Regions from separate parts of the Mus musculus genome. Here regions 2, 3 and 4 are each linked to region 1. A link is a loop called in an ENCODE intact Hi-C map of the cell type or tissue named here. Cell type or tissue: left cerebral cortex. All regions are shown on one strand.

Region 1 (5,000 bases):
TCAGAGATCTCTGGGGTAGTGAGCTCTATAGGTTCCGTTCAGGATCCCTCTCTCAAGTACAATGATCTTTGCCTGATTTTCAAAATCGTCAGCTAACCAACGTAATAACTCTAATTTAAATATTCTCTCATGGCTTTAGAAGTCATTTGACCTTTGTTGTCCTCATCCTTACTTCCTGTATAGACAGGAAGTAAGGACTGAATATAAAACATCAAGACGAACACAAAAGAAGCCACCTCCCAGATAAAGACCAGAAGTCCTTCCCACCACACACTCATGCAACTAAAACACATAGGAGAAAACCTGCAGTGTCTAAACTTGAGAAATGTAGATGCTACACAAATGTCCAATAAAGGGCAATTCGAGTGTGGACCAAGGCTTAATTAAGGCCTTCTCTCTCTGCTCAATTGTCATACCTACTTTCAGAAGTAAAGGTTTCACTTTGTTAATAAACTGTCTCTACTCTATGTCTAATACATGTCTCTAATGCAATCCTTAGTCCTGAGATAATGATAGCCTCAGATGGGCACCTTCTAAATTCAGATCTGCAGGGAGACACTAAGCATGCCTTTCTCTCCCATTTTCTTTATCCCCATTTTTGGATATTGGCCAAAGACTTAAACATGCATTCTCTGATTACTGGTCTCTCTCTTTCTATGAAGTTCTATTATTCCCCTCCTATCATACACTGCTTGCTGATCTCCATTGCTGAACTACTGGTGTCCTGTGATCCTAAATCAAAAAGTCCTGTAATTCTCTCTTCCTCTTTACCACTTCCCTCCTCCAGAAGCTGCTGAGAATTTTCTTGCTTATCCTCTTGTTTTTCTCTCAATAAAATGGCCCTTGAGCTTCTAAGCCAACTCGAAATTATTTTATTAATGAGATTGTCCTAGTTAGGGTTTCCATTGCTGAGAAGAGACACCAAGACCAAGGCGTCTCTTATAAGGGGCATCATTTAATTGGGGCTGGCTTATAGGTTCAGAGGATTATTCTATTATCACCATGGCAGGAAGCATAGCAGCATCCAGGCAGGTACAATGCTGGAGACGGAGCAAGAGGTCTGATCTTGATCTGAAGGCAGTCAGGAGAAGACTGTCTTCAGTGCAGCTAGGAAGAGGGTCTCAAAGTGACACACTTCTTCCAACAAGGCCACACCTGCTCTAACAACGCTACAACCTCCTAATAGTGGCACTCCCTGGGCCAAGCATGTACAACCCACCACAGAGACCAAGAAACCCAAAGAGAACCTCAGATCCAGCAGTAACTACGAAACTGCTAAACCTTTCAGGTTCCTTTTCAGAACTTTGATGTGCGTTTTGTGTATGCGTGAGTATTTGGAGTGGAGGTACACGTGCCTGTGGATTGGGGTGTGTGTATGTGTGTGTGTATGTGTGTGTGTGTGTGTGTGTGTGTGTGTGTGTGTGTGTGTGTGTGTGTGTATAGGCCACAGGAAGACATTGGGACATTGATGTTCTGTTCTGTCACTGCCCACTTTATTTCTCTGAGATAGATTCTCTCACTGAACCTGGAGTTCATGGTCTTCTTTGTATGTTTGTGGGTTTGATTGTTTGTTTGTGTTTTGCTAGGATGGCTGGCAGCGATCCATCCTATCTTCCTATCTTTGCCTGCTAGGTATTTTTCTATGGATATTGGAGATCCATTCTCAGGTCTAGGACCAGGATACTGGACAGTCCTTTCATGTTGAAATCATCTTGGAGGAGCACAAAGCCTGGGACTGGTATTTTCTTTTCTTACAAAGAGAAATGTCTCATTTAACAACTTAGGCTAGACCATGGTGAATTTCCTAATGTACTTTGTTATGTTATCAAATGAAAAGCAGTCCAGCCTTTGCCCTTCTCCTGCCTTAGGTTGGTTACCTCCATCCCAGGTTACTTCTCTTACCTTGCTGACCTAACCGTGAGGGAAGTTTTCGGAAAGCAGGCAGGTTTGGCAGATGAGGAAGCTCAATTTGCAATTGCCTTGAAGAGCGGCTGTTCTTCACTGTGGATGCGTGGATGTGACAATAAGGGGAGGCACACTGTTTATCTTTGCAAAATATGAGTCTGTGGCAGAGAAAAGAAGGCTTGTCCCATAGGTGCCAAGGAATCAAAGCCACACTGCCTTTATGTCTTTGATGTATTTCATTAATGTAATACATTCATTAATTAAAAAGAATACTTAGGGAAGTTTTTTTTAATGTGAGATGCATTTGCCGTATCAGCCATATTCCTCTTTCTCCAATGCTTCTTTTCTTCACATTAAAAACAATGAATGAAACCAAACAAACCTTTACCTAAATAATGATGCTAGTCACAAAGTATATTTCCAATAATGAATATCAGCTGTCAATCTAATAAATGTGAATAAGGACTTACTAAAATATTAACAATAAACAAACAAACAAACAGACAGACATGATTAGGAGGTAATGTCACTTTGGATTCTTAGGTAACAGGCTGAGCTGATTTTCCAGTACCTTAATGCCCCCTGCTGGCAATTCTTGGAAGTGGCATATTCTAGGCAGAAATATAAAAGGGAGCCAGCCATCTCTTTAAAAGTCTTAGAGAAAGGATTAAGAGATAAAGATTAAAGATAAAGATTGTGTTTTGCCTGGGTTTATTTTCTTGACTGTAACTATCAGTAGAGGAAGTATGTGAGGACTGTGCTATGTGTAAGGAATCCTCACTTCATTGCAAGGGGGATGGTCCTAGTGGTGAAAACAGGGCTTGACTGGAGAGTGTTAGCTATTGATTCCGTTCATTCTGCTAACCTAGCTCTGCGCAGCCTCCAGTGAACGTCAGTCCTATGTTCTTCGTGCAGACACATTTTTATGCATCAAGTGTAAGGAAAGAGGATATATATTTGTCGAAGGTGCTATGCCAGTATCGCACCATTTTCTCTAAGTACTACAGCCAAGGAGGGAGCTATTAGAAAAAAATATATGTAGAGAAAGGGTTTGTATAGTGTTTTCCCTTGCTGAATCACAAGCATTCAAAGAAGACACAATTTCTAACTACATATCTTGGTATCTATGGTGATTGAGAGTTTTGCTGGTTATAGTAGCCTGGGCTGTCGTTTGTGTTCTCTTAGGGTCTGTATGACATCTGCCCAGGATTGTCTATTCTTTCTTTGCATAACTGTATTTGCAACTTTAGGGCATTAATAAGTAAAGGCTACTTAATTTCTCAATAATCAATCTGATAAAAAAAAATATCGAATACTGACAGGAGTCTAATGGTCATCACATAGGACAACACATCCCAGGAGAACACAGGATTTTATGACATTTCTGAAGGTAATTCAGACAGGGTGGAATGTGAAGTTTAAGAATTATTTACTTCTAGGAATTTCCACTTAATTTTTTACAGTGTAATTGGTGACAGATGAGTAATTCTCCAGAAAAGTCAAACCTTAGACAGGGATACTAGCAAATATCCTCAAATTGGTCTCTACTGAGTAGAGATATAAGGGGATAAACCTACAGGAGACAGGGGCACTTGATGGCTCTGGGGACTTTAGTCCTCCGGTCTCCAGCTTTTTGTTAGACTTTAAGGAGCAACAGCTGTATCACTTGAACCCTTTTGTACTAAGTAAGGAGTCCAGAATTTCCTTCTAAGATGTAGACTCCTCATTTTCCCACCAGTCCATGTACTTATTTTTCATGTATATTACTGCATACATTTATTCACTGGTGAGAACTGCTATTCTTATACAGCACCTCAGACAAGGCACCACTCAACACTTGATAAACACACATGAAAGAGGTTTTTCTAGTGGGTTTTATTTTCTCACTGTATTTACAGCTACAGTACTTGAAAAGATGAGATTGGTAACTGGGGAAACAGGTCAGGGATGAAGTACACTGGCTGTTCTTCCAGAGGACCAGTATTCAATTCCTAGCACCTATGTGGGGGCTCACAGCTATCAGTAATTCCAATCTCAGGTGATCTGTTGCCCTCTTCCGGCTTATAGGAGCACTGCATGCACATGATGCATTGACACCCATGAATATACCTATGAAAAGCTAAATAAATAGATAATTTAAGAATTATATTTTTAAAAGGAAAAACAGAGAAATGGCAAACTGGGAAACGAACCTGTGGCTAACAATAATTAATTGTCATGATCCACACTTAAAACTACAATAATAAAATTAATTTTTCTACGTATACTATACTACTTCAAATATTTTATAACATTTTGCCACCAATTATAAGACAGTCCTATGTATTTATATGTGTACTTAGTATCTATATTGAAATAACTATACAATTCAAAGTCCAGTAGGTTTTTGAAAAATATAATATGGCTGTAAATTCCTTAAATATATAATCTAACTTGGCATGGTAGTACATGCCTGTAACACTTGTACTTCAGAGGTAGATAGTCCGGAATTCAAAGTCATTTTCAAATACCCAGAGAGTCTGAAGCTACGTGACTCATCTCAAAATTCAAGAGTACGTGTGTACCTGCATACATATGTGCACATATACGGCCCCTCACCCCACACATATACAGACAAGGAAGTACAAGTGCATATCTCCAATAATTTGTCAGTTCCTCCTAACATAAAGTATTGTTCTGGCTTGTTATAATTGGGCTGTAGTACGAACAAGTATGCCAGAACTCTGGAGATAATTTTAAGATGAGTTACGAGCAGTCTGGCAGATAGGAAAAGAAAGAATCTATGTCATTTTCCTGACACAACACCATTCTGAACCGAATTGCCACCCCCACCTGTTCTGTCTTCTTCCTCCACTTCTGTTGTCCTGTGTTTTGTGTGTCCATAGAGGGCTCTATCTGATATGCTGAAATATCTTCATACCCATGCTTCACGTAAGATATTAGCCATTACTAAATAATTAATTATTCTATTATTTAGTAATCTGGCAATACATCTAATTAAGCAGTGGACACTAGGTTGTGTGAGCTCTTTCTTGACCGTGCCACCAAGATCCACTGAGTTTTCAACAGAGAAACTAGCTTAATTCTGGAGGAAT
Region 2 (5,000 bases), 850 kb before region 1:
CTAATGAAGAGGAGGCTGGGGAAGGGGGGACTCAGAAGTCTGGAAAGGATGAAAGAGAGTGTCCACCCTGACTGCAGGAAAGCAAAAAAACAGTGGCATACTGTGATCTGAGTCCTGAGCCTTGCTGCAAGCTCAGATGAGGCTGATGGTTTCTGCTTGAAAGCAGTTGGTGGTCAGCATGGAACAGAGAAGGTCTGGACTCCTCAGGAGTGGGATTTCACTAGGTAATTGCAAAGAACCTAGAGAACACCAGCATCCACAGGCAGGGTGGGTGTCAAGGGAGTGTGGTGATTGACAGCTGATCATGGACTTTATAGGGAAGTGCCAATCTGAATAGACAGAAAAGGAAAACATCTCAACATTCAGGCCCAAGGACACTTGGAGTCAGAGTAGACAGAGAGGTATGAGAGATTTAAGAAAAGAGAAATGGTTGGTCTGGTGTGTAGAGTGACTAAAATTGAGGTTATTGAGAAATTATTGTTACCAGCATTGTAGACATCCAGGGTATAAACACAGAACTGCCTCTGTCATCTGTGGGACTTCCTTGCCCCATTTAGAGTTTGAACCCCAAACCACTTCCCATTAAATAATTTAAAATTGCCACTTCTCCCCTGCCCCTTGCACTTTTCCCACACTCATGTTTCTGTGAGAAAGCTTGGCCATATCACAGTGTACATTTATGCTATTTTTTTTTGTTTGTGTTTGACCTCCTTCTCTGGAATTAAAGCTCTAGAAAGATCAGGATTTGGATCATTTCTAGGACCTAAAACACCTTTAATGATTAGAGATTTGTGTAGCAAAAACTACTCTTAGTATTAAGTACATTTTTTTTACTTTCTCTAATAAGTTGAAGATGACAATCCTAAAGAACCAGCAAGACCTCCTAATATTGTGCAGTTTTGTGGATGGTTGGGCAGCCTAGCATAAATATACAAAGGTATTACTAACTGAACATGTTCATAATAGAAAGCTAAATAAATGAAAACTGTAAATCAGTCCTTCACTGTAATTTAGATTAAATGGGACACTGCCTATGTTTCAACTATTATAAAGTTAATAATTAAATTCTTCTGAGCTGAGTAGTGTGATTTTTTTTTTTGTTCTTTTGGGAGGTGGCCAGACTCATAACATTTTCAGCTGTGTCCATTTTGTATACTGTCACTTTCTGCACTTTCTCTTTTCAGGGTTTTAGAGCCAACTGCTCTACCATCTTGCTATGCATTCCCATCCCATAATTTGCTGCTTCTATGTATTTTTAATCGACCAGAAAGAGTTCATGTGAAGTTGTAGACATGAAACAAGGAGTACAGGGCCTCATGTGTAGGTGAAGTCACACTAGCTTTTGTTATTGTCACTGTCCACTCCTGTGCTTAATTGGATTATAGACAAATGTAATAGTGGACTGGGAAGTCCCATAATCCTAGTTATGCGCTGTTGGGGGCCTTTTGTTCTCATGTTACTTTTTCTGTTTATATGGCCAGCTCTGGGCAGAAGAGAGTTAAACACATGATACTATCAAATACATGCATAAGGAGAGGATTTCAGTCAAAGGCCTCCGATCAAAACAGCCCTTAAGACAATGTTCCATTTGAAGGCAAGTTCATGAAGCAGAAAGTGACCAGATTTACTAAACAAAAGAGTGCATTGGAGAGGTTTTAAGGATAATGCAAAGGTCTATGATAACTCATGAATAACTCGCCTGACCTAGATTTAAGTAGCACAGATGATTCATGCTGACATAGACATTTGGTTATTTAACCAAATGCATTGTATAAGCATCTCATTTCTACACTATACTTTTAAAAAAGCATAAGCATTTCAGATTAAGAAAATAAAAGTTATTTTAACGGCCGATGATGTGAACTGTTAAGAGTCACAGCCTATGCTTTCTGCATCTGAGTCTCTTCTGTAGGAAACCAATTTCTTAATGCCCAAGTCCCACAGCACATTGCAGCTCCATTAAAATCTGAGAAAAAGGTCCCATTCTGCCAGTAGAGGGCAGCATTACCTAGTCAAGTGTTAAGTGGGCACCAGAACAGATGGGCAGATGGTGCAGAATTTAGAATGCAGAATGGGTGGCTACCTACTGCTCCTCATCCTTGAGTCACCAGACCACAAGTGCTTCTCCACAAAATAGCAATCTTAAGTAATAGTGGAAACGCTCTCCCTCCTCACTGCCACTGTTCCCAAAATGGTCACATTACTCATTTCTGTTGGAATAGGAACAGGAATTTAAACTTCTACAATCTGTGTTGTTTTCTGAAATTTAAAGTTTGTTCTATGAATACATTCATTTATATAAAATACAGCAGCTTGTCTATACATATTTGAACATTTCAAAATTACAGTTGAAAGTAGCGGATTTTTTTTTCTTCTGCAAAAATATTTAAGAAGTATTTATAAAGTTTGATTATGTTTAATATCATGTTGAAACATGAAAACTTAATTGCACATTTAATATAGAAATAGTCAAAGTCATCGGCTGTCACAGACCATTTTTAAAAAAAACCTAGCTGTGTAATGTTTAACCACAATAATCTGTGAAGTCCACTTGTTCTGCCTGTAATATTTGGATGACTCTCTTTACAGTGGTCCCCATGTGGGTCACAGAAGCTGCTGTAGCAGGACATATCTCATGACATAAGATTGATTCCCATGAATAAGGTAGGAGGATTAGATAGTTTAACATTCTGTCTAGAGAATATAAAATATTCAATGGGAGATATGAAAACAGATGTTGAAAAATTGACAAAATACATGATATAAGAAGCCAGTATGAAATAGTTAATGGAAAAGTCTTTGAAATCTTTCATTTAACAATGGAGGAAGTGGAAGAAAGATTAGGCAACACATATTGAAGTGTATTAAAATGCTAAAGGCACTGTGCACATGAATGGAGTTATGTAGATCATCATTCAAACCTTAGCATTCATGGTCACCTTGTGTCTGTGCCCTTGGCTACCTTAGCAAGACAGCTTGGTGGGATGTTTCACATTTTCTTCTTCCTTTGACCTTTATTAAAGAAAAAAGTCCTACTTGTCATTTTTTTCTATTAATATAATTCTGAAACCTAAAGTTAATGCAGGAATTATGTAATGACATGAATGCTAATACAGAATGATGCAACCCCACCAGAGTCCAGAAGAACACCTTGTGCTTCATCAAGCAAGGCTTAGACAGCAGCATCCCGCATTTGTGTGCCGTGCTCCACCGATGCTATTCTTGACTATGAGAAACTGTTTCCTTTTAGGGTAAGTTAAAAGTTTCTCAGATCAGGAGAAAGCCTGGCTACTGCAAAAAAAATAGTAATAATAAATGAAATTATGCTTCATCCCTCCCCCCCCTAATTTTTTGCCTGTAGCAGCAGTAAGTGCAATAATGTGAGAGTGGGAACGGATTGCTATGGCAACAAAGTGTACTCTGATAATGAAGATGGTATCTAACAAGCAAGAGCAGGTATAACTTTAAGAGAGACACACACACAGAGGAGGAGGAAGAAGAGGAGGAGGAGGAGGAGGAGGAGGAGGAGGAGGAGGAGAGAGAGAGAGAGAGAGAGAGAGAGAGAGAGAGAGAGAGAGAGAGAGAGAGAGAGAGCCTTTAATGAGCAGGAAGAAAATGTAAAAAGCTTAATGTTTTCATTGTCTATCATATACATATTGGCCCACTTATTGTTGGTTTTGTGCATTAACTAAAGTCCTCCTAGACCTACCACAACATTACAAGATTACATAATGCTTTGTGGAGGAGGAAACCCAGTAATTCTATACAAGTGTTATAAACACCTCTAATCTAGAAACATGGGACAACGTGCAGTTAGTTTGAGACCTGCAAAGTCTGGAGTTCCCAGAACTTCTGCTTCAAGGAAGATTCCGAGAGCTTGGTTCAGCTTTTCTTGGCAAGGTAATTTTGTTCCTCAAGAGACATTTTCGAACAACTTTGCAAAGAAACCAGGGAAAACCAGTGTATATTCTCTCGTGAGTGGAGAGAACATAGAAGCTGAGAGTCTAAAGGAAAATATTGAGAAGTTGATTTGAAACAGATTGGGAAGTGAATCTGACCATTAATTAAACAAGATCAACTCTTTGGGGTATCATTCAGAATTGGCTAGGTTATCATCCAAAGTAACTAAAGACAACATTTCATTGGCTAATGAAACAAGTGCTTATTTCTCATTCATGCTGTTAATAACACCTCGGCAAAGCACTTACATCCTTGCCATCATTATTTTAGCAGTGATGCTCCTAAAATTTAGCAGTATTGGGGCAAGAGCTCTGGGAGGGTGTAGGTGGAGGCCTGGTCATGTGTTTAGCAGTCAAAGATGGATCTGCAGAGGGTCGCCTTGTGTTCTACCTCACTACCCATCTGCATACCATTCTTTTCTCTCTTCTTCTGTAGTTATCTCTGAGTCTTGGAGGGAGTGATAAAGATGTTCCATTTATGGCTGAACATTCCATCACCCCTTATTCTATATAACAATAATGGATAACTTCATGGCAGAGGTCAGTAAATTCATTTCCTTACAGAGCTTTGTTGAAGATGTTCCTCAAATTAAGACGAAAACTAAAACAAAGCCCATTTTCCTATTTAGTCCCTTATAACAGTTCTAAACCTCAGTGTGACTATCAAGGTTGGGGTTGTGAGAACACTTGGGGCATGATACTTATGGTCTAGGGGCTTGTCTGATACCATGCTTTCCATTCATTGAAGTCCCATTATGTATTTCTTAAAAAAATAAAACATAAAACATAAAACATAATGAGATTTGTTGCTGTATGTTGATGTCATCCTAGTGTCTTACAACTGGTCAGTGAAGAAAAGGAGATGGTGGAGTGCTCAGCCCTAAATAGGAGATCTTCATTGCCTTCCCCAAGGTTCAGGGACCATTACACAAGAGGGGGCACATGAATGTAATATGAAGGGTTGTGAGGTAGGTTATAAGAAGGGCTTTCCGGACATGACACAGCCATTGTGCTTGTAAAGATACTGCTGCTGTGGTTGCC
Region 3 (5,000 bases), 1.5 Mb before region 1:
CCATGTGTTGGAAGTTGCTTCAGTGGGGAGTGCCACACTCTGGGAGCATGTCTTCCTTTCTGGCTGGGATTCTCCAACTCCAGTGGAAGCTCTCATAAAACCCACACTGAGCATCCAAATCCCAGCCGAGCACCATCAGTGAGGTCTGTCTGACTCCCACCATCCCTGTTCCACAGACCCTTCCACATAGAACTGCATCTGATTTTCTGTCTAAATCTCTCATTTCTTATGATTCTTACAAATTCTTGTTATGATAGAGGGCATATTTCGTGAGGACAATTATGAAACTATATTTCTATACTCCCAAGTCCCCCCATGCCTAGCCCATAGGGGACTATTGTGCAAACAACCCATAAAAAAGAGTGGCTCAATCAATCATATAAAACCTTATAAATCAGAAATTAATATTATGGCTATGACTTACTAATTGCTTTTTTGGCTTTGCAAGCGTCAACTTGATGATCTAATTCTCCCATCTATAATAAGCATAATTTAAAATTTTAGGTTTCTTGCAAAATGATCAAAACAGAGACACATTGCTAATTTGCCTCCTACTAACAAAAGCTGGTTTTGTTTCACAGTTTCAGCTATGGCCAGACACATGTACCATTTTTTATTTTGCTTAATTAACTCTCTTTCTCCTCAAAAGTTTAAAAGTTGCTAATTTATAAAAATGACTTTGACGACTTAAGTAAGACCTGAGGTTGAAAGAAACAGGTATTTGTCTTTCCTACATTTGAAATCTACCTGTGGAAAGCTGGTCGCAGGGTCTCTGAGTTTTGCTAGAACTCACTTATGGAATAGGGACAGAGACTCTGATTGTGTAAAATAAAGGGTAAGAGTGCTCGGTTAGTCTTTGGGATGTTTTAAACATCCATTTTTAATTTCCTCTCTGTCCACTCACTTGGAAACCATGGCTTTTCAAAAGGCCGCTATCTGGCGATCTCTGTCACTTCAGTCTCAGAACTCACTCAACACCTTGTCTAAGAGACTTTCACCAAACATGTTGAGAACACATACTTACTGGAATCCAGGGTCCACTATGATCAGAGAAGTGGGGTTTGGAGCACTGTAGTAGGGGGAGGGGATTGGGTGTGGGTGGGATTATGAGGCCTGTGCAGACCTGGCCACCCTTGGGTCTGATTAGAGAGAGGACACTGGGAAAGAAGAAGTTAGAGTTGCTGCTGAGTGTGGCACCTCAAGGCCATGAACAAAGAGAAAGAAGGAGAGTTTGGAGGTCAAGTTGCTCACCCCTGATTTCCATGCAGCGGCTGAAGCTGCAGGAGGTGCCATCTTCTAGGTAGTTGAAAATGTGAAACAAGAGACTAGGGAAGTTTCCCATAGACAAACTGAGTAGAAGCAAGGTTGGTAGAAGGCTGTTCAGGTATTATCTGGGAACAGAAGAATGGAGTCTTTGTAAAATCCATCTGTCCTACTGCGAGAACTGCATGATTCTTCCTGTAGACAGAGAACAGAGGAGGGTGGTTAGCAGCAGAAAGAAAAGAGCCCTGTGCACTGCTGTGCTGTGCATATGTTTCTGCACATGTGTGCACACAGGTATGGGATCATAGAAAGGTCTAGAGCCCTGCCCACTGCTGTGATGTGTATATGTTCCTGCACGCGTATGCACACAGGTTTGAGACCACAAGAAGAGGAATAGGAAATGTTCATTATCACTAAAATATATATGATCACTCTTGATTTTCCTGCTATTTTTGTATTATAATGTTTTACTTTCTGTCTGAGACATGAAAACATGTGCACAACCTGTTTTGATCAGAGTCACGTCTTCCCTCTCTACCTTTCCCCAGAACCCCTTCATGTGCTTGCCCCAATTTCCCTCCCTGCAACATAATGTTCTTATCAATGATTTAGGAACTTCATATAATGCACCCAGATCACACTCCTCCCAGGTGGACCCTCTCATTCATGCACCCCTCTCAAGGGAGAAATCAGGCCCCATCTGTGTTATCTATATACTCATTGAAGCATGGTCAAACTCTCAGTAGCAAGCTCCTTAGAAAGGGGTTGCACAAAAGCTGTCAATGTTTCTTATTTTTCTCTTCTTCCATGTTGTAATAACCCACAGCATGCAGCCAGTGCTGCTCATCTGTGCACATATGTTGGGCCATCACCACAACATGGACAACTTTCCTGGGACCACACCTTCAAAGAAAACGGACCCTCGCTTAGCAGTCATGAACTGACAATAACTGTGAATACTTTCTCACCCATGCTCTTGTGTTGACTGGCTCAATCTTGTGTGAGTTATGTGTAGATGACCATAGCTACTGTGAGTTCTTATCATGTCCTCAAGATACTGTTTACCAATAATCTTCAGCAACCTCTGTCTCACAATGGAACAGTCTTTCCGTTATGTTCCCAAGGTGTGTGTGCATGTGTGTATGTGTGTGTGTATGTAACAAATAGTCATATTATTGTCCATACCCTAGAGTAAGCAGGTGTTTAGTAAATAATTGTTTGAGAGAAGAACCAGAATTTATTAATTTTAGAAACATGAAAACATGTGCACAACGTGTTTTGATCAGAGTCACGTCTTCCCTCTCTACCTTTCCCCAGAACCCCTTCATGTGCTTGCCCCAATTTCCCTGGAGTGTATTTCCCAAGACCTTGCTGATGTTGACTCTAGAGCCACTTTAATGAAAACACATTAACATTTACCTACAGCCCTGACTTGCTTTAACTATCTGCAATGCGATCTATCTGGAAGCACAACGCTGCTAAGAACTCTTGCAATCTACTGCAATACCAGGAAGATCACTGGCTTAGTAAACGCCTACATTTAAAAATAATTTAAACTTACTTCATGTCTTATATAATAGGAAAATCTTGATTAGCTTTGAAATTTATTTTTGGAAATTTGCTGAAAATAAGCTGTCTGGCATAAGTGCATTTAGGGATGGAATTAGGAGGTGTGGAAGAATCAAGGGTATGCTGGGTAACCTGCCGTTACTGCATTTACCACTAGATGGTGACCTTGTACTTGCTTGGTGATCTGCCCACTGCCAGAGGATGGCATAGTCAACTCTAGGTGGTTGAAACCCGGAGAGTGAAATTGGGAAGTTTATTGGAGTTGTGAAACGAGATGGTCGATGAGATTTGAAGTAATAAAGCTTGGGGACTTTAGTATCTTCCTGACCTGTTCACAGAGAATGTGATGGGTTGAGAACATAAGGGCATGGGCTAAATGCCTATGGTATAGAAAGCAGGAACATAAGACCCACATTCTAGTGCACCTGCCCACACTTTCTTGTCTTGTGTTTGGTAAGGCAGAGAACTTCTTGGGATGCCAATAGCTTCACCTGCAAAACCGGAGAAGACCGAATCTGTTAGGATCTGGGCCAGTTGTCTCCACAGTCTGTTCTTGTTTTGTCTGTGACTGAGAAAGTCTTTGATCTGAGGGCACCAAACATACTCAGTTGGCCATTGTCTACATTAAATAATTCACTTTTCAAGTCAGGCGAATAGAATTTTCGTAAAAGACATTTTTTTTTCCCATTTGGAGAAGTGTGGATATGGGACTTTGCTGTAGGCAAAGAGTAGAGAAGATGGTTGAAAGCTAAGAGAGAAAAAGGCTCACGTGACGTGTTCATGTCTAAATGTGTGTACACTCAGGACTGTGACAATGGAAAGGTGGAACAGTAGGAAATGCCCATTGTCACTAGGAAGGGTCTTAGTGTTGTTGATTGGTCAGCGTTAATTGTTTTCAGCCTTCAGAAGAAGCCTTCAAGAACTCATGATAATGGTTTTAAATCCCAGAGAGACTTAGTGTAGGTCTTATGATATCTGTACAATTAGTATAAACAGTGATTTTATCTCACACTCAATCCAAGGGCTTTGCTTGTAGAACATCCCTATCCATTTACCCAGAAAATGATTTCCCTTAATAATTGATGCTGTTTTACTAAGAGAAATATAATATCTCCAGAAGGCTGAAATGATTATGCGGAGATGTTGAGCTGCTGTTGGCACAGAAAAGGAACTTGGTTCTTTCTTCTCTAGTCCAGAATTTCCCTAAGTGAGGCACAAGAAGTGTCTCGCTTTATCTTAGATTACTTATGGATTATTCAGAATTGACTGAAGCAATACAAGGATGACTTTTCTGGTCTCAAAACTTATCAAAGTGCCTTATGTTACTGTTGTATGGATCCTTGCACTGCAGCAGAAAATAACGTCCAAGCTGGGCAGGAGCTGATAGTTTAGAGAAGGGAAGGCAAAGGAAGAGAAAGAAGGAAGGGGGCGAAGGGAGAGGGAGAGGAGGAGAGACAGAGAGAGTGTGTTGTGGGTGACTTGAAGGAAAAAAGTGAAGAGGCTGGGGAGGTAACTTTGCTCTTAAGAGCAGCTTGATTTTGCAGAGGACTCAGGGTCACTTCCCAGCGCCCACCAGTCGCCCACCAGTTCTGTAACTCTGGTTCTAGGGGATCTGATGCCCCCTTCTAGTCTCTATAGGCGCTGCATGCATACTGTGCACGTGTGAACAAAGTACTCATGTGCACAGAATAATTAAATAATCTTTTAAAGGACAAAGGATGAACTAGATAGGGACTGCATTCAGAAGGGCTTATGTCCATGATTTCATATTCTGTCCTCCCTCGGGTTAGTGCTTTCGAATAATTGTCAAAAGTAGTCAAATATTCTCTCTCTACCATCCCTTGTGAGCTTCAATAAAATTTAATCATTTCTGAGAAGCTCTTTTTGGTTCAAAGATGGCCAGGACAGCTGGGCGCCTGAGATGAGAGCCTGGATGTGATGTGACTCCACTTACTCACACGTCCTCTATCTTATTTAATCAAAGGATTCTTAGCTAGGTATTTGCTGTGCAGCCTTAGTGTTTGTAAAGTTGCACATGACCACATCTTTGCATGGCATTTCTCTTTCCTTTCTAAACTCAACAATGAGATTTTTTTTCATTAACTAAGAAAAGTATTAGCATTCTCAGGAAGATGGTTGGTTGAGAGAAACGTCAGTTTGAAGACGAG
Region 4 (5,000 bases), 84 kb after region 1:
ATGTACAGAGTATGCAAGTGGCACACATACATCAATGTGCATGAAGCACTCACACCCGTAAAATAAATACATTTATAACTGATTTTAAAAAGTCAGGTAGTAAGAGGCTGGATCTTGAGAACATTCACATGACACATGACTGGATATGTCACTTATCCGGAGGATGTCACTCTAGGCAGAGAGAGATGGAGGATTTAAACAAGACAGAGTTGTACGTACAGGCTACAGACCTTTAAGCTGCAATAGTGTTTGCTGGCCTGGAGTATGAACATTAAGAGAAGAACACTCAGAATGAACGTTAAACAAATCACAGACAACTGTGTGCATCCGGGAAGGGTATCTTCCTAGAGGTGGGGATGGCGAAAGTGGATTAAAACAAACTGTCGGAGATTTGAGAATCAAGAGGATAGGTTTGGGCTGATTTTGGCAAAGTCTGGGAATCCAATAGATTCAAAAGAAACAATGGTTTTATGTCTCTAATTGTCTTCGCAGTGACTGTGCTGTAACTCTTGTGTGGGGAAGGGAATAACAAAGTTGTCAAGTATTACATTGTCAGACTCACTGCCTTATTGTCACTGTTTTGTGCTGTGGTCCTTGCCTCCAAAGTAGTCCCTTTCCCCACTGAACATCAATTCTCAGCTGCACTGCAGCTAAAAAAAAAAAAATCACTAAAGTGTACTGCCAACCACAGCATCCCCAGCTTCTGCCGATTGTGCAGAGCCCCGCTCGATCAGAGAAGCAAAGCACCCTGCTTCCTTCTGAGACATAGAGATCCTTAGAAGGGCAACACCCTTCTCAGGAGGTTTGTACTGCATGCATGAAAGATCTAATTGGGCATTTATAGCCAATTTATAAAATGAGAGCAGCCACCACAGCTGGGAGAGCACCTGCTGCACTCTAGAGCCCACAGTGGCAGGTCCACTCATTGGGTTTAAATCCCGTGTTTGGGGGAATTTGACAGTGAGATAAAGCAGAGTTCCAAATCTGAACCACTGCCAGTAATGAGATGTTACGTCAGGGCAGTGCCAGCAGGCAGGGAAGAAAGAAGGTCTCAGAAGCATGATGATATTTGGGAAACAGGACTAGGGGGAGGGAGCAGGTGCCAGGGACACCCAGGTCTTCTGGAGATCCCGTGCAGCAATTACAACAAATTCCTACCCCTCTAAGGGCCCTCATGGTTAGCCACTGAAAAGGTGTCTTGTCTCTTCAATTTTCAAATAATCCTTAAAATAACCTCACACAAATTAAGAACGTGTTAGTAAATCTCACTACATCATGACCAAGAGGCCAACAAGAATTTCTTCCACTGTCAATATAAGTCAAATTCTTATCTGAACATTTCCTCTCTGAGCAAAAGGATCTAGGAAAGAACAAAAGAGCTACCCAAAGTCACACATGTCAAGCAATGAAGCTCAGACATGTTTAAATGTGATCAAAACTTTGGAAGTGACAACATTCAATAAAATGTTTTTCAAAGCACAATGTGAAAAGGTAGATCAGGCCGGTGTGCCTCATGTCCAGGTCCAGAGAAAGAGATCCGCTAGGGAACAAACTGATCTGCGTTACAAAAGAAAAGAACATGCATAGGATGTATGCAAATCTCCACTTAGACATGGAATCCGTTGGAATGGAAAGTCCTGGCTGATTAGGGGGCCTTTTACTCGCTTGGCCAAGGGAAACTCAGTAGCCGGCAGTTAGCTACCTTTAGTCGAAGATTTGAATGGAGATACGGAAAATGCTAAAAGATGAGGAAGGAAATTAATTTGGGATTTGTAAGAGGGATAAAGGAGAAGGGGACAAAGTGTTCACCCCCTGGATGACCTAGATGTAGCCAGAGTTACAAGGTGTAATTTTGCTAAGTGGCCACCTGAGGGCACTGTCCGCTATACACCTAGGACCATAGTCGGGCCCCAATCAAATTTTTAAAAGCCTCAATTTGCTGATGGATTAACTTAATTCTTAAATAAGGACACCCATGGAAGATGGAGACCCAAAACTATTCGTCTGTTCTATTTTTATTCTTGAACTACATAAATGAATAAGCAAGACTGACCTCAATTCAAATCCCGGACACTCATAAGGATTACATACAATAACCTCATTTAAATCCATTGAGTATTTAATAGGGACTCAATAAATATCAGCCCCTTTCCATATATTTTAGCATAGAAGTTGCCAAATTAGGACAAGACAAGCACACGGAGGGATTGCATTATTTCACTAAAGGGGTCAGTACTCAAAAGTTCCAGAATAAATAGAGTCATGCTATGAGATCAGTCCAGAGTACATGAATGTTGTGTCTTTCCTTGCGTGTTGCAGCTTGTACTTAATAGCCAAAGGGAATAGACATCGGCAGCTGGGAATAAAGATGAAAACAAATTGTATCAGCAGGGAGAGGCATACACCCAGGAGACTTGGGCAGTGCGAGAAAAGATCGCTAGAACAAGGTCATCAGCACGGAATTTCTTTTCTGGAACTCTCCTTGGGTAGAGGCTTGTTCATGACGATTTCCATATGAATCGAGGTGGGGAGGAGAGAGGTCTGGGTTTCATATTTCCACAATTACAAGATAAAACCCAGTCTTGGACAAAAGCCTGAATGGCTGTCAAGGCTAAATGTGAATTTTACATTCTGGAAACAAAGGCATTCTGTTTGCCTGCACTAGAGGAGCGAATTAATCCCCTCCCCAACACTGTGTAACAGTGCATGGCCCTATGCTGCCCTCTGGTGGTTCTTTTAGGTATAGTAATGTAAGTGAAAACATCAGAAATTTGATTTAGCCAAGTGACTTCAGATGAGGACTGACCAAAGTCAAACCCATTAAAAAGTGAGTTAAAGATTGTATAACATAAATTGTGCCTTGGTTCAGGATGCTCACGACATGTAGTGAGGATCTCTGACTACATCTCTAGTCGTTCCTGGGCATCCTTGGTGAGTTATTCTAAGAAGAACACGGAATTCTGCACTTCAGGAACTACCAGGCATGCAGTGTAGCTAAGCTGACTGCTTTCCCTTAGAGAAGTAAAGATTCTTCATGGATTTGAACAGGGTGTGGATAAGTCAGAATACATTTAATTCTCAGAGGGTGAATGTCAATGAAAATAAACCCACTGACTCAGATACAGTGATTCTCCTGCTTCCTGTATTCCTACGTGACTGGCAGGCACAGTCAGTTCCAGGTGTGAAGCCCTGCATGTCTCATACCCATAAACTCATCCTTAGTTCCCGTGGCTGCCCACGAGGGAAGAAAGAGCAGCCATTGGTTGTTTTCACTTGTTCTTCCTGTATCCTTTAAACAAGGCTTTCTCAAAAAGTCTTCATGCTCAGCCCAGTTGCGGTACCCACACGCAGTGCCATAGCTTTCCTCCCTGTCATGTCCTACATGTGAGTGCTCAGACGCAGTGTGTTCCTTGGGATGGTAACTTCATGGCAGGACCCTCAGCAGGAGTCAGTGCTCAGTAAATAGCATCTGGCTAGCACCGAAGTCCTGCAGAGCAAGGATGTGATGGGTTACATCACGCTCTCCCTCCAGAGTGTTTCTTGGGATTGCTGTTCCTATTAAAAGTCACAAACCCACTTATAACCTGAAACTTCAGCCTAATTTTAGGGAGCAGCTCTTGTTTTGTGACCTCATCTGAGAGGTCTGAAAGCACAGTGGCTTCACAGAATTGAGCAGGATAACTATTGGATTAAATAAATAAATAAATAAATACGTCAACCTGAAGAGGTAGATCTGTAAGTAAGAGTACTGCATACACAAGCATGAAACCCCCAGTTGGTATCCCAGAATCCACACAAACAGCCTTCGTGGCCATGCACATGCCTGTAAATCAGTGCAGAGAGGCAGAGACAAAACAGGAGTATGGCTGGGGATTCCTGGTCCAACGAGAGACTGTGGCTCTAAGGAGTATGATGAAGAATGCCACAGTTAAGACACCCAACACCCTTTTCTAGGGTCCAAACCCACAGCCATACACACGGGAATGTGCCCATGCAGCCACAAACAAACACACACATCTACTCAGCGTGGGGATTAGCCTCTGACTTAAACTGAGTTTTTGGTTTTTTTTTAAACATTTAGTAAGAGTCTTAAACTTAAAATCTGACTTTGTCCACTCTTCATGTAATTAATTCATGGTTTCGGCATTTCTTTATTATGGAAAATGCTTTTCTTTTCATCAGTACTAAAAGTAGTCCATGTATTAAGAAAATGTGTCTAAGATTTGTACAGGCACACACTCGTCTCAGAAAGAACCCTCTTGTAGCATACTATCAAGCTTATATCCATTGCAATAAATAAAAAGCAAATGTTTGCTTTTAGGAATTGCTGTTCCAAACATCTGAAGAGTCACAGCCCATGGAATTTCATTGTTCATGATGACAAACTGTGACTATAAGTATTAAATCCTTCAAGCAATGCTTCTAGTCATCTGAATCTCTGACATGCCCTCTGAGGTCTCTCAGGAGGATCATGTATGTGCCTTGAAAACTCTCTGACATAAACCAGGCATTATTTTATTAGCTCATAGTTGGCCTGGCCAGTATACTGAACTTCAGGCTTCCCCTTTCCTTAGAAATGGCCTCCTGAGTCCACCATGCAAATGAGGGCATCCTCTGAATACCAAATACATAGCTCACTTCTGTCTCAGAGAAGACAGAGAAACAGAGAAGCTTATTAAACTGCATTCCTTTGAGTCTCCTGTTAGGTTTGCAAAAGAGAGAGAGAGCCCTTTGAACTTAACAAGGGGCTTCCTATGAAAGAAGGGAAACACCATTAACACATATTTTACATGTGACAAACTAGGATCCAGCATTGTAAATATGAACCACAATTACATAAAGCAAAATATTTTCTTATTTCAGCCTGTTTAAAAGGCATTTTTTCCCTCTAGAATGACAACTCTTAGATTTTCCTTCTCCATTTCTGTAACTCTCCAATGCATTTATTTCTTGAATCAAATGAACGGGCTCCATCAATATAAATCCGTTTTTTAAAAGGA

What was found. A loop is a pair of places that touch in the nucleus more often than their neighbours do. Peaks named below come from ENCODE experiments on the same cell type or tissue, not always from the same donor. Only the 100,000 strongest peaks of a DNase experiment are listed, where the experiment ranks them.
Region 2: a loop joins it to region 1, with 9 times the contacts of the local background. A loop is called at or near these places in 16 of 42 quality-filtered maps.
Region 3: a loop joins it to region 1, with 6 times the contacts of the local background. A loop is called at or near these places in 17 of 42 quality-filtered maps.
Region 4: a loop joins it to region 1, with 2.6 times the contacts of the local background. A loop is called at or near these places in 2 of 42 quality-filtered maps.

The regions. Positions count from the first base shown.
Region 1 is chr17:90,498,750-90,503,749 of GRCm38, forward strand. All of the region lies in intron 17 of Nrxn1 (neurexin I), which reads right to left. It overlaps Gm32337 (a long non-coding RNA gene), which reads left to right. Exons shown (of 2, transcript XR_877116.3): 2 at 1-5,000. Among named protein-coding and RNA genes, the nearest start is that of Gm32337, 39 kb to the left of the region's middle. In left cerebral cortex, CTCF peaks have their summits at 2,516 (motif pointing left) and 2,716; DNase peaks (open chromatin) are centred at 2,501 and 4,643; H3K27ac peaks cover 1,090 bases.
Region 2 is chr17:89,652,568-89,657,567 of GRCm38, forward strand. No RefSeq gene overlaps it. Among named protein-coding and RNA genes, the nearest start is that of Gm4719, 280 kb to the left of the region's middle. In left cerebral cortex, a CTCF peak has its summit at 1,992 (motif pointing right); DNase peaks (open chromatin) are centred at 2,059, 2,551, 3,279 and 3,839; H3K27ac peaks cover 3,913 bases.
Region 3 is chr17:88,951,231-88,956,230 of GRCm38, forward strand. No RefSeq gene overlaps it. Among named protein-coding and RNA genes, the nearest start is that of Lhcgr, 160 kb to the left of the region's middle. In left cerebral cortex, a CTCF peak has its summit at 2,988 (motif pointing right); a DNase peak (open chromatin) is centred at 2,991; H3K27ac peaks cover 380 bases.
Region 4 is chr17:90,582,415-90,587,414 of GRCm38, forward strand. All of the region lies in intron 15 of Nrxn1 (neurexin I), which reads right to left. Among named protein-coding and RNA genes, the nearest start is that of Gm32337, 120 kb to the left of the region's middle. In left cerebral cortex, CTCF peaks have their summits at 1,861 (motif pointing right) and 2,726 (motif pointing left); DNase peaks (open chromatin) are centred at 905, 1,906, 2,703 and 3,183; H3K4me3 peaks cover 446 bases; H3K27ac peaks cover 3,177 bases.